Regions from separate parts of the Homo sapiens genome. Here region 2 is linked to region 1. Evidence: chromatin contacts called from ENCODE Hi-C data. All regions are on one chromosome and are shown on one strand. Each heading gives the region's core, a stretch centred on a gene start or an enhancer-like site at or near the end of the contact. The rest is flanking DNA. Distances are from core to core; before and after follow the strand shown.

The links. A loop is a pair of places that touch in the nucleus more often than their neighbours do. Pooled maps may share reads with other maps.
Region 2: a loop to region 1 is called in a map of B cell, with 6 times the contacts of the local background. The contact joins the promoter of ZFP1 here to the enhancer-like site in region 1. A Hi-C loop is called at or near these places in 1 of 168 maps with a recorded cell type or tissue (B cell), 2 of 37 single-sample maps with no recorded cell type and 5 of 50 pooled maps.

The regions. Positions count from the first base shown.
Region 1 is chr16:75,761,151-75,767,755 of GRCh38, reverse strand. LOC105371348 (a long non-coding RNA gene) reads right to left here. Exons shown (of 6, transcript XR_933748.4): 2 at 6,097-6,605. Among named protein-coding and RNA genes, the nearest start is that of CPHXL, 38 kb to the right of the region's middle. RefSeq lists an enhancer at 3,530-3,589. Within about 2 kb of position 3,420, at least 3 of the 41 ENCODE cell types and tissues checked have a DNase peak (open chromatin) inside an H3K27ac peak, as active enhancers do.
Region 2 is chr16:75,144,292-75,150,912 of GRCh38, reverse strand. It overlaps ZFP1 (ZFP1 zinc finger protein), which reads right to left and starts at 2,389. Exons shown (of 4, transcript NM_153688.4): 1 at 2,270-2,389. RefSeq lists a silencer at 1,799-2,168 and an enhancer at 2,529-2,578.

The DNA.
Region 1 (6,605 bases), core at 2,171-4,670:
CCCAGGAGCCTGAGGTTGCAATGAGCCATGATCCTGCCACTGCACTCCAGCCTCATTGACAGAGCAAGACACTGTCTCTTTAAAACTTTAAAATATTAATTATAATACCATGGGCAACCACTAATAAAATAACTAAAATTATATATTTTAAGAGAAATGAAAGGTAATTAAAATGTTACACTATAAAATATCTATTTAACACAAAAGCATTCAAGAATCAAGGAATTGAGGAATACAATGGACATAATACATATAGAAAACAAATAGCACAATAGCAAAAAATAATTCTATCTTATCAGTAATTATATTAAAGTAAGTGGATCAAACTGTCAAACTAGAAGGAAGAGATTTGGAGAATGGATTTTTTTAAACACAGCACAATTATATGCTATTTACAATAGACACTTAAGATTTAAAGACACAAATAAATGGAACATAAAAGGATGGAAAAGATACACCAGCAATAACCAGAAGAGCTGGAGTAGCTATATTAATGCCAGGCAAAATTGACAAAATATTTTAAGATAAAAATTATTATTAGGGCAAAGAAGGATATTTTATAATTATAAAAGTGTCAGTTAATCAAGAAGATATAAAAATAATTAAAGTGTATGTACCTAACAACACAGCCCCAAAATGCATGAAGCAAAAATACACCGAATTAAAGGAAGAGACTATTCAAACTTAATAGTTGGACGCTTCAATAAAAAGGAGAATAGAAAAACAATCTGCCAGGGTCATGATAGTGCCAGCTCTCAAATCTGGGTCTAGGGTAAAAGAGAAATAAAACTAAAACCTGTCCGAAAAAAATTCAATCACAGTGAACCTGACTGGGAAAGGAGTAGAAGAGAGGGAAGAGCCAGTATCCAGGCAGCTGGGGAACCCAAAACAATTCCCCTTAGGGCTACTCCCTCCCTGGTATCTCCTGATGTCTGACCTGACCCTCCCCTCCATTAAGAATAGATGTCACTTTCCTCCGTTCTCCTCCACTCTCCTCCACTCACTGCTACTTCTCCCACTCCACATCAACAAACTGAGTCCCAAAAGCTTCTTAAATATCAGCCCTATGGCGCTCAGAGCTCGGAAATGCTGAAAGTCCTTCAGTACCAGATGCCAACTTAGAGAGGACAAAGGAGTAGGAAAGACTGAGCAGTGACCCCTACATCCATGTGCCACTATCCTATAGCACATTTGAGACTATTCTGAAGAGCAAGTTAAACTCACATAAAATAGAAATTTTTATCCTAAAAAATATTTCATATGAAACATTTATGGAACTGAAAAAGTACTATACTTCAATCTGGAGCAAAATGACTTTGGCTCTCACTCTGAAAATAAATGTTTAAATCATACTTGATGGAACAAAGTCAGCTGAAACTATGCACATTGGATTCACCAGGAGACATGTGTACACAGTGGGCTGCCTCTCCTACATAAAAAGGTCTTCATGGATATACAATGGGTCCTCATGAAACTGATTTTGCCACAGATTTTGGGGAACTGAGAGCTTTTTTCTTCCTCCAGGAGGGCACAACTTCCTTCTATTTTCCAGTTTTTGTGCTCTACCTCTTTAATTTTACTTAAAAAGAATGACCCTGAAAAACACATTAGTAATTACTAGATGCCAGAAAATGATCCTTCTAGCATAAAATTGGAACATGGAACTATTTTATCAGTGTTAACTAGACCTGAATTATCAAATTTCAAACAATATTATAATACCAAAAGCTGATTTTAGATTATATTACAGCTCATTTCATAGAGCACCAAGGAAGTGGAAGAAAATATAAATGTGCTTCTTAACCTGTGTGACAAACCTACCTCAATGATTCAAGTGAAAGTTGTGGATTCACATGTTCGAGGCACATAAAAAAATAATCTTGTATGTTTTAATATCTAACTCAAGGACTATCATCCAGCATCTCTCATGCTGTGCTCATTCACACACTACAGAAAGGTAACTCCTCTTTGGCAGAGCTATGAAGTATATCTAAATTAAACAGGCTAATCAAGTGACTGGATTATGTGTAAACCTCCTCAAATAAAATAGTATAAAAAAATATATCATGGTAGAGTTTATTATTGTCACATTATCATAGTAACCACTAGGAATTTAGTCAGTTAAAAATATGTCAAAACCCAGCCTACAAAATGGGAAAAAATATTTGCAAACTATGCATCCGACAAAGGTCTAATATCCAGCATCTATAAGGAACTTAAACAAATTTACAAGAAAAATACCCCATTAAAAAGTGGGCAATGAACATAAACAGACACTTTTCAAAAGAGGACTTACTGCAGCCAACAAGCATATGAAAAAATGCTCCACATCACTAATCATTAGAGAAATGGCAATCAAAACCACAATGAGATACCATCTCACACCAGTTGAAAGGGCTTTTAATAAAAAGTCAAAAAATAACAGATGCTGGCAAGGTTGCAGAGAAAGGGGAATGCTGATACACTGCTGGTGGGAATGTAAATTAATTCAGCCATTGTGCAAAGCAATGTGGTGATTCCCCAAGGAATTTAAAAGAGAATTACCAATTGACCCAACAACCCCATTATTGAGTACATACCCAAAGAAATAGAAATCATTCTACCATAAAGACACATGCACACGTATGTTTATCGCAACACTATTCGCAATAGCAAAGACATGGAATCAACCTAAATGCCAATCAACAGTACACTGGATAAAGAAAATGTGGTACATATACACCATGGGATACCACACATTCATAAAAAAGAACAAGATCACATCCTTTGCAGCAACAAGGATGGAGCTGGAGGCCATCATCCTAAACAAACTAATACAGGAACAGAAAACCAAATGCCACATGTTCTCACTTACAAGTGAGAATTAACCAAGGAGAACACATGGGCACAAAGTGGGGAACAACAGACACATGGGCCTACTTGAGGGTGGAGGGTGGAAGGAAGGAGAGGATCAAAACACTACCCATCGGATATTATGCTTATTACTTGGGTGATGAAATAATCTGTACCCCAAACCCCCATGACACGCAGTTTACCTATATAACAAGCCTGCACATGTGCCCCGAGCCTAAAATAAAAGTTTTTTTAAGTCAAAACCATCTTCATTCTTTGTCTTCTTTACAAAAATATATCTGAAAAAATACATCCTGTGAAGTAGTGCTCTAAAGTTGTCGGAGATATTGATTTATTACTTCCTTTACTAAAATAATACCTTATATTTACTTAATTAAAATATATAAAACCTCCATAACTGGCATTTACGTTCAGAGAAATCGCTCTAAATAAAACATCTGCCAGGAACTAAAAGCATTTTAAAGTGGCTTGGCACTAACACTGTCATTATCATCACTATTACAAGGGACAGTGTCAGATTACATGTATGGCCACGAGGAGGTGCTAATACCCTGTGGCTTCATCACCAAAAAGAAAGTCATCAGAGCTGCAAAACCTGGGCCTGTTATTGCAGAGTCTGGTAAAAACAAAAACCCCACAGAGAGCAGAGTAACCTGCTGGCCTCTCACAGGGGACCGAGTGAAGGATGCTCTACAATCCAGGGAAAGGGGTGATAAGCCAGGGGAAAGCTGGCCTGCCTACCTGTTCTTCTCACAGAGGTGCCTCTTTAAAAATACATCTGATGAAATACTGTAATTTCTAAATGTTTGGACATTGTTATAATTATCAAATTAATCATTGATACAGTAGTCATTCCAATTTAGCTTCTTGTCCATCACTACAATTCTGAAGAATAAAATGTCTGCCCAGAAATAAGAATGTGGAGTCAGAAGAGGCTTTATTACTAGAAATATGAAATCAAAATGAAATTGCAGAGCTGTTCCAAAACAAAAATGTAAAGGCCCTTTCACTTACTGGCCCTTTCTATTGAAAACAAGAAGGAATTTAAGAGTAGTGTTATTGTTGTTAACGTTTTCACTGTGAGACAATTTGAGGGATTTACTTTGTTATCATACATTTGACATCGTCTCAACTCCTGTTCCAATCACAGAAATGCCTCCAAATAAAATACCTGCCAGTAATTAAAAACACATTATTATATAATTATCATTATTCCTTCAAAGGGGGTGGGAGGAGTTATTAGTGCAGTCCTTGTGATTTTTCTCTAAGTTTGAAACTATTTCAAAATAAACTTCTTTAAATTGCATATCCCTTTCTTGAAATACAGTTAAATGAAAAGCCTACCAATAGTTAAACCTTTAATGTTATGAGGGATAATATTATCATTACTAGTAAATAGGGTTAACCCCAAACAATGGAAACTGGTTTGTTTCTAGGCAGAATGCTGGATCCCAGCAACCAGGGAGGAAACAGGTCATTTGTCTGCAGTCGCCATTCTGTGAAATCCACTCGGTAGCAACAGTCAATGGATCTCCCAGTGGAATTGCTTATCACCTAGCAATGTATTGGTTGTAAATAATCCAGTCACAAATGTATTCTCTTCAATTTACATATACTTGTGGCTCTAACAAAGAGAAGTCATCATTCTCTAGTGTGCAAATGAACACAGCAAGAAGCACGATTGGATGAGTTTGTTTTTCTTTCTAAGCTGGGGCATGTGAATCCACACATTATCACATGAAACAGTGATATGCATTAAACAGAAATTTAAAAACACATTTATATGTTTATTCTTCCCGGGTTCTCCATGAAATAAGCAGTAATTGAATCCTGATATCTGCTTTTCATATATGTTTTTAAAGTGATAATTCAGATTTAATAGCACCAATAACAAAACAGTGCCATGTTCCAGTTTTACGCTAGAGGGATCATCCACCAGCATTTATTAATTACTAATGTCTTTTCTTGACATTCTTCTCTTCAAGTAAAATTACAGAACTACAGAAGAAAACCTGAGAATTGGAGCAAGTGTTCTCTTGGAGAACAAAGCCCTCAGATCCTACAAAATTAGTTTTATGAAGATATACAGTAACTGTCTTGGTCTTTTTTTTCTGTTGTTTATAAGAGAATTCCTGAAACTGGGTAATTTATAAAGAGAAGAAACTTATTTCTTACAGTTGTGGAGCTGAGGAATCCAAGGTCAAGGGGCCACATCTGGTGAGATCCTTCCTGCAGGTGAGGACTGTCTGAAAAGTCCTGAGGCAAGGCAGGGCCTCACCTGGCGAGGCAGTCGTCTGTGCTAGCTCAGGTGTCTCTTGCCCCTTTTTTTATTTTTATTTTTTTATTTTTTTTTTGAGACGGAGTCCCGCTCTGTCTCCCAGGCTGGAGTGCAGTGGCACGATCCCGGCTCTCTGCAAGCTCCGCCTCCCGGGTTCACGCCATTCTCCTGCCTCAGCCTCCTGAGTAGCTGGGACCACAGGCGCCCGCCACCATGCCCGGCTAATTTTTTGTATTTTTAGTTCAGGCAGGGTTTCGCCATGTTAGCCAGGATGGTCTCGATCTCCTGACGTCGTGATCCGCCTGCCTCGGCCTCCCAAAGTGCTGGGATTACAGGCGTGAGCCACCGCGCCCAGCCGTCTCTTGCCCTTCTTATAAGCCACCTGTCCCACTTCCATGATAGCCTATTCATCTGTTAATCCATGAATGGATAATTCATTCAAGAGGGCAGACCCCTCATGATCCAATCACTTCTTAAAGGGCCCACTTCTCAATACTGCCACATTGGGGATTTAGTTTCAACATCAGTTTTGGAAGGGACATCCGAAACACAGCAGTAACCAATGAGAAAATTTGCTGCTAGGAGAGGCAGCCCCCGTGTACTGGGGAGAGTGACTCACTTATTCAACCTGCATGTCAAATGAATGTGATCGCAAACATTCACACACACACACACACACACACACACACACACACACACACACACGTACATACAGTCCCATTGGATCCAATAGTACACTGTCATCTTACCGTTTCATCATGAATGGTTTAAACATTTATTTTCAGGGTAAAAGTTAAAATTGTCCTAAATCATCTACTTTTTTAGTACAGTGAACGTTTCATGCAAATTGTTTTTATGACGGAAATTTCTGTTTCACATCAGTTTCATTTCCTGTTTGGTATGTTCTCAAATGTGCCATAGCACATGAATGTGGGGTCACTGCTCAGCCTTTCCTACCTACTCACCCTCGCCAAGGTGGCATCTGGTAGTGAGGGAGGCTCAGCACTTTCCAGTCTCAAACCCTGGGACTCAAGCAGTTTCTGGGAATGATACGATGTATTCCTTTCTTAAGGCGGCTGCAACAAAGCACCCTAAACTGGGTGGCTTAAAACAACAGGAATTTATTCTCTCAGAGTGGTAGGGGCTGGAAGTCTGAATCAAGATGCCAGCAGGGCCAGGCTCCCTCCTCGCTTGCTGTCACCAGCAGCCCTTGGTGTTCTTGGCTTGCAGCTGCATAACTCCTGTCTTTAACTCCATCATCACGCGGTATTTCCCCCTCCTGTGTCTCCGCCACGTCATTTCCCTGCTTCTTGTAAGAACGCCAGTTACATCGGATGAGGACCCATCTTAATGACCTAACAATGTTGTCACAAATTTTAAAAGTTGAAAACTCCCAGGCAGTGACTAATGGGCAAACAGCCAAAGCTGAAGAATTTAGAGAGGAGAAAACAGTAGGAGGAATAATATATGATAG
Region 2 (6,621 bases), core at 1,140-3,639, 620 kb after region 1:
TTTGAGGTTGCAGACAGCTGTGACTGAACCACTGCACTCCAGCTTGGGCAACAGAGACAGACCCTGTCTCAATCAATCAATCAATCAAGGAAGATTCTACGATCAACAGCACAATATTTATTCAAATACACACGAAACAGTTACCCAGAGAGATCATCATATCCTCGACCTTAAAACAAACTACAACAGGCCTGGTGCAGTGGCTCACGCCTGTAAAGCACTTTGGGAGGCCAAGGTCAGCGGATCACTTGAGACCAGGAGTCTACTAAAACAAAATGAAACAAAAATACAATACAAAAACAAACCACAACAAATTTAAAATAATTGAAATTCGTAACACAGTATTCTGACCAAATCAGAATTAAACTATAAATCAATAATATAAAAAGATCTGGGCCGGGTGCGATGGCTCACGCCTGTGATCCCAGCACTTTGCAAGGCCGAGGCAGGTGGATCACCAGGTCAGGAGATAGAGACCATCCTGGCTAACACGGTGAAACCCCGTCTCTACTAAAAATACAAAAAAAAATAAAAAAATTAGCCAGGTGTAGTGGCGGGCGCCTGTAGTCCCAGCTACTCTGGAGGCTGAGGCAGGAGAATGGTGTGAACCTGGTAGGCGGAGCTTGCAGTGAGCCGAGATCTCGCTACTGCACTCCAGACTGGGCAACAGAGCGAGACTCTGTCTCAAAAAAAAAAAAAAAAAGATCTGGAAAATCTCCAAAAACTTGGAAATTATGCAATACAATCTAAATAAATAAGGGTAAAAAATGAAGTCACAAGGGAAGTTAAAAAAATTTGAATTGAATGGTAATGAAAACACAATAAAAAGGCTGGGTGCAGTGGTTCATGCCTGTAATCCCAGCACTTTGGGAAGCCAAGGCGGGAGAATCACTTGAGGTCAAGAGTTCTAGAGCAGCCGGGCCAACATGGTGAAACCCCGTCTCTACTAAAAATACAAAAATCAGCCAGGTGTAGTGGCGGGTGCCTGTAATCCCAGCCAGGAGGACTGCTTGAACCCGGGAGGCAGAGGTTTCAGTGAGCTGAGTGCCACTGCACTCCAGCCTGGGTGACAGAGTGAGACTCAGTCTCAAAAACAACAACAACAGAAAAGAAAATACAAGATATAAAAATTTGAGTGATGTAGTTAAAGTAGTATTTAGAGGAACAGTTACATCAATAAATTGTGTCTGGCCGGACGCGGTGGCTCACGCCTGTAATCCCAGCTACTCGGGAGGCTGAGGCAGAGCACTACTTTAACCCAGGAGGCGGAGGTTGCAGTGAGCCGAGATCAAGCCACTGCACTCCAGCCTGGACGACAGAGCGAGACTCCGTCTCAAAAAAAAAAAAAAAAAAAAGAAAGTAAAGAAAAGAAACGGTACAATACAAAAATATAGTATTACAATCACATAGGACCACCATTTTACATGAGGTCCCTCGTTGACAGAAACACTGTTACGCAGAGCGTGACTGCACCAGAATCATGGGAAAACTTTCGTATTTCAAAGTAGTGAAGAATTTTGGGTGCCCCAAACGGAAAGAACAGTAAATTCCACCCGAGAGAAATTTAAAACGTCAAAACGTATACATGGCAAAATCTACCAGCGAGTAAAATCAAAAGATAAATGAAAAAATATCTGCTGCTCACATAAAGTACCACCGGGTTGTGAGACCTTAGGGAAATCACTTTCCCCTTCTGAACCTCCCGTGTTCCTGGGATAGCGACGGAGATGATAACGCTGGAAGTCACGGGGTGGATGCGAGGATCAGGGGAACACCTCACTGAAGACCCTCTGACAAAGGGATCACGGTTCTCCTTCACCACCGGCAACTGACCAGGCTCCAGTCCTTCCTCCACCCACGAGGCACCGGGCATCGGGGCGTGGCCAGGTGTGTCAGGCCACGCCCCCACCACGCCCCGGCGGGGCCTCGTCCCGCGCGCGCGCGCCCGCCGGGGCTCCAGAACTCGCTCCCGCGCGGCCCGAGCCCTTCGCCGCCCGTCTGAGGCGCATCTCCTGACAAAGAGAAGAAGGCGAAGCCTCATAGCCGCCCTTCCCTCCGCCGTCCCCGCCCCCGCACGTTCGGCCAGGCGTGCCCCGCCGGCCCCGTTCAGAGGCGAGCGCCGGGCAACCCCGGACGCCGCCCTGAGGGTCACTGCCGCCTACGAGTAGCCGAAGTTTGGGCTCCCACCCTGCGCGGGCACGAGCCCATCCCTCATCTCCTTCCCCTCGGCCCCAGGCCGCGCGGAGCTACCTGGAAGCCCCTCTCGTACCTGGAGGGGCGCAGCCTCCACTCGTGGCCCAGTGCCACAGCGGGTCACGGCGCAGGGCGGCGAAGACGCGCGGAGACGGGGGCTCTGTCACCCACTCGCCGCTGGTGGTGGGGGAAGGGCGGCCACCGGCGCGCTCGCAGCACTGCACATGCGCAGAAACAGGGGCGCGGGCCGTTCCCAGGGTCCTCGGAGGGGTGGACCATCCACGTTCGGGACTACATTTCCCACAAGCCTCCGGGGCCGCGGCTTTAGGGACTCTCAGGAAAGTCTTCGCCTTGTTAGGCGGTCTGATGAGCCGACCAAAATAATCTCCTTAGCCTGCACTGTTTTCTTTTTTCCCAGAGTGGGTCGTGAACTACAATTCACCACCTCCCCCTTAAATACAACAACTTGGCTTTTAAACATTACACAAATAATCTATAACTGTATTTAATTAGAATATATGTACAAAATAAAGTATCCATAATCTCACTTTCTAAAGATTAACTGCGTATAACATTAAGTTCGCACTTTGATTTTTTTGTTGTTGTTACAAAACTGGCCATAAAGGTATCATGTGCTGCAACTAGCTTTTTTCCCTTTTTTCCCAGGCCACTTTGTTGAGGTATATATATTTGTTGAGATCTATATATTTAAGATGTACAACTTGATATCTACATTTGTGAAATATTCACCATAATCAAGCTAATTAACATGTGCATCACCTCACATAGTTATTTGTCTGATGAGAACACTTAAGATCTATCTTCTTAGCAAATTTCAAGTACACAATATTGTCAACTATCGTCACATAGCTGTGCATCTCCCCAGAACTACTCATCTTGCATAACTGAGACTTTGTACCCCTTGACCACCATCTTCCCATTTCCCTTCACCCTCAGTTCCTTTCATCCTTTAGAACAGTTTTAGGTTCACAGCAAAATTTGAGCAGAAAATACATTGAATTCCCATATAACCCATGTCCCCCCAGCACACACAACCTCCCCAAAGTTGATATCCCACACCAGAACAGTGTATTTGTTACAATTGGTGAACCTACAGTTAAATATCAGCACCTGGCCAGGCTCAGTGGCTCACACCTGTAATCCTAGCACTTTGGGAGCCTGAGGCAAGCAGATTGCTTGAGCCGAGGAATTTGAAACCAGCCTGGCCAAAATGGTGAAACCTCATCTCTTAAAAAAAAAAAAAAAATACAAAAATTAGCCGGGCATGGTGGCACGCACCTGTAGTCCCAGCTACTCGGGAGGCTGAGGTGGGAGGATCACTTGAGCCTGGGAGGCTGAGGTTTCAGTGAGCCAAGATTGTGCCACTGCACTCCAGCTTGGGTGACCCTGTCTCAAAAAGTATAAATTAAAAAACAAAATCATTGGCACCCAAAGTCCATAGCTTACATTAGTGTTCACTTGATGTTGTACATTCTATGGGTCTTGACAAATGCCTGTAACCATTACAGTATCGTACAGAATAGTTTCACTGCCCCCCAAAAAATCATCTGTGCTCCATTTATTCATCCATCCCACAACCCCTGGAAATCTCTGATATTTTTACTGTCTCCATAGTTTTGCCTTTTGCAGGTTGTCATATAGGTGGAATCATACATATGTTGCTTTTTCAGATTGGCTTCTTTCATTTAGTAATATACATTTAAGTTTCCCTCATGTTTCCCTCAAGTTACCCTGGCTTTTTTTTTTTTTTTTTTTTTTTGACACAGGGTCTCACTCTGTCACCCAGGTTGGAGTGCAGTGGTGCGATCATGGCTCACTGCAGCCTCCACTTCCTGGGCTCAAGTGACCCTCCCAGTTCAGCCTCCCAAGTAGCTAAAACTACAGGCATACACAGCCATGCCTGGGTAATTTTTTGTATTTTTTGTAGAGATGGCATTTTGCCATGTTGCCCAGGCTCGTCTCAAACTCCTGGGATCAAGAAATCCTCCTGCCTTGGCCTCCCAAAGTGCGGGGATTATAGGGATGAGCCACTGTGCCCAGCCTCAGTTCGTTTTAGTGCTGCATAATATTCTACTGTCTGCATGTACCAGTGTTTTAAATCCATTCACCTACTGAAGATACATTGGTTGCTTCTAAGTTTTGGCAACTATGAATAAAGCTGCTCTAAACATCTGTGTTCAGGTTTTGTGAGGATATAAGTTTCCAGTTCATTTGGGTAAATCGTATGGTTGCGGCCGGGTGCAGTGGCTCACGCCTGTAATCCCAGCACTTTGGGAGGCCGAGGCGGGCGGATCACGAGGTCAGGAGATCGAGACCATCCTGGCTAACACAGCGAAACCCTGTCTCTAATAAAAATACAAAAATAAAAATTAGCCGGGCGTGGTGGCGGGCACCTGTAGCCTCGGCTACTTGGGAGGCTGAGCCAGGAGAATGGCGTGAACCTGGGAGGCGGAGCTTGCAGTGAGCCGAGATTGCACCAATGAACTCCAGCCTGGGCGACAGAGCGAGACCCCGTCTCCAAAAAAAAAAAAAAAAATTAGCATGGTTGCTGGATTGTGTGGTAACAGTATGTTAATGAGACAGGAGAGTTCCCTGGACCCCTTCGCGGGACTTGTCGTGGCTAGCTTACTCAGCCACTGTGCTAAAACCCCTTATGGGAGGGGGAGCACAGAGGCAAGTGGGTGCCAGGGCCAGGGTGAGCACCTTTGGGCTCTGGCCCCATGGTAGCATCTAGGGGTGTGTTACAATTAATGCTCTTCTAGCAGTTGCCATCCATGGACAGCTAAGCGTTAACCAGCTCAGTGGAGAGTGAGGGTGACAGCCTTTTACACCCTGCCCTCTTAATACCCAGGTCCTTGTCCAGCATCCAGAAAGGATCAGGTCACATGGACTTGAAGAATGGTAAATGCAGAGGTTTTATTGAGTGAGGGAGGTGGCTCTCAGCAGGATGGGGAGCTGGAAAGGGGATGGCGTGGGAAGATAATCGTCCCCTGGAGTTCTGCTGTCCCTGGCCAAATTCCTCTCTGACCATCCAGCTACCTCTTCAATGCTCAATTGCTTCTTCTCTTTTCTCCTTCTCCACCACCTTGCTCTGCAGCTCTGCCCCTCTGCCCCTCTGCTGCTCTTCTGTTTGTGGAGCCTGGGATTTGGGGTTCTTATGGGCACAGGATAGAGAGCAGGGTGGGCCACAATGGTCTTGGAAAAGGCAACGTACAGGCGTGAAAACAGGAATGCCTGTTCTCATTTAGGGCCATGGGTCCAAGCTTGAGGGTAAGAACCCTCACCAGGAATCCCGCCCTCCTGCCTCCTGTCCATATCATTAGTTTTGTAAGAGACTGCCAACACTGTCTTCCAAAGTGGCTGCATCATTTTGCACCCACCAACAATGAATAAGAATTCCTGTTGCTCCAATTTCTCACCAGCATTTGTTGTCAGTGTCTTGAATTTTGGCCATTCTAATAGGTATGTAGTGGTAGCAGCTTGCTTTTAATTAAAACAATATCCTCAAACAGGTTCATAGAAAGGTGTTTACACCAATGTTCATAGCAGCATTATTCACAATATCCAAAGGTGGAGACAATCCAAGTGTCCATTAGCTGATGAATGGATACAGTGGAATATTATTCAGCCATATCAAAGAATGACGTTCTGGTACACGCTACAACGTGATTAAAACTTGAAAATACACTAAGTGAAATAAGCCAAGCTGGAGGTAGTGGCATGTGCCTGTGGCCCCAGCTACTCAGGAGGCCGAGGCAGGAAGATCACTTGACCCAGGAGTTCGAGGCTGCAGTGACCTATGATTGCACGACTGCACTCCAGCCTGGGTAGTAGAATGAGACTCTGTTTCTTAAAAGAAAAGAAAAGAAAAAAAGAAAGAAGGCAGACACAAAAGGACAAATACTGTATGATTCCATTTATATGACGTACCTAGGATAGGCAAATTTATAAAGACAGAAAGTAAAACAGAGTTACCAGGGACTGGAATAAAAAGGGATGGGGAGTTAGTGCTTAAACGGTATAGCGTTTCTGTTTGGGATAATGAGAAAGTTCTGGAAGGAGAAAGTGGTGATGGATATACAACATTGTGATGTGAGTGTACACATCAAATTTTTCTGAAGATCTTATTATACCAACATTTAAAAATTATAAATTACCATAACCTATAATCTTATGGAAAGATGTATATACAAGAATGTTCCTCACATTGCCATTTATATTTGCAAAACCTTGGGAAGGATCTAAAAATCTTTTAGTAGGTAAACGTAAAATAAATTGTGGTGATATGTAAGGAGAATTTGGGGAAACACTAAAAAGGATAATGTGTATTACCCACGTGGGGGTTATTTCATTGAGAAATGAAATAATACTGATCACACAAGAATATGTGCAGCGTAATCCTATTTT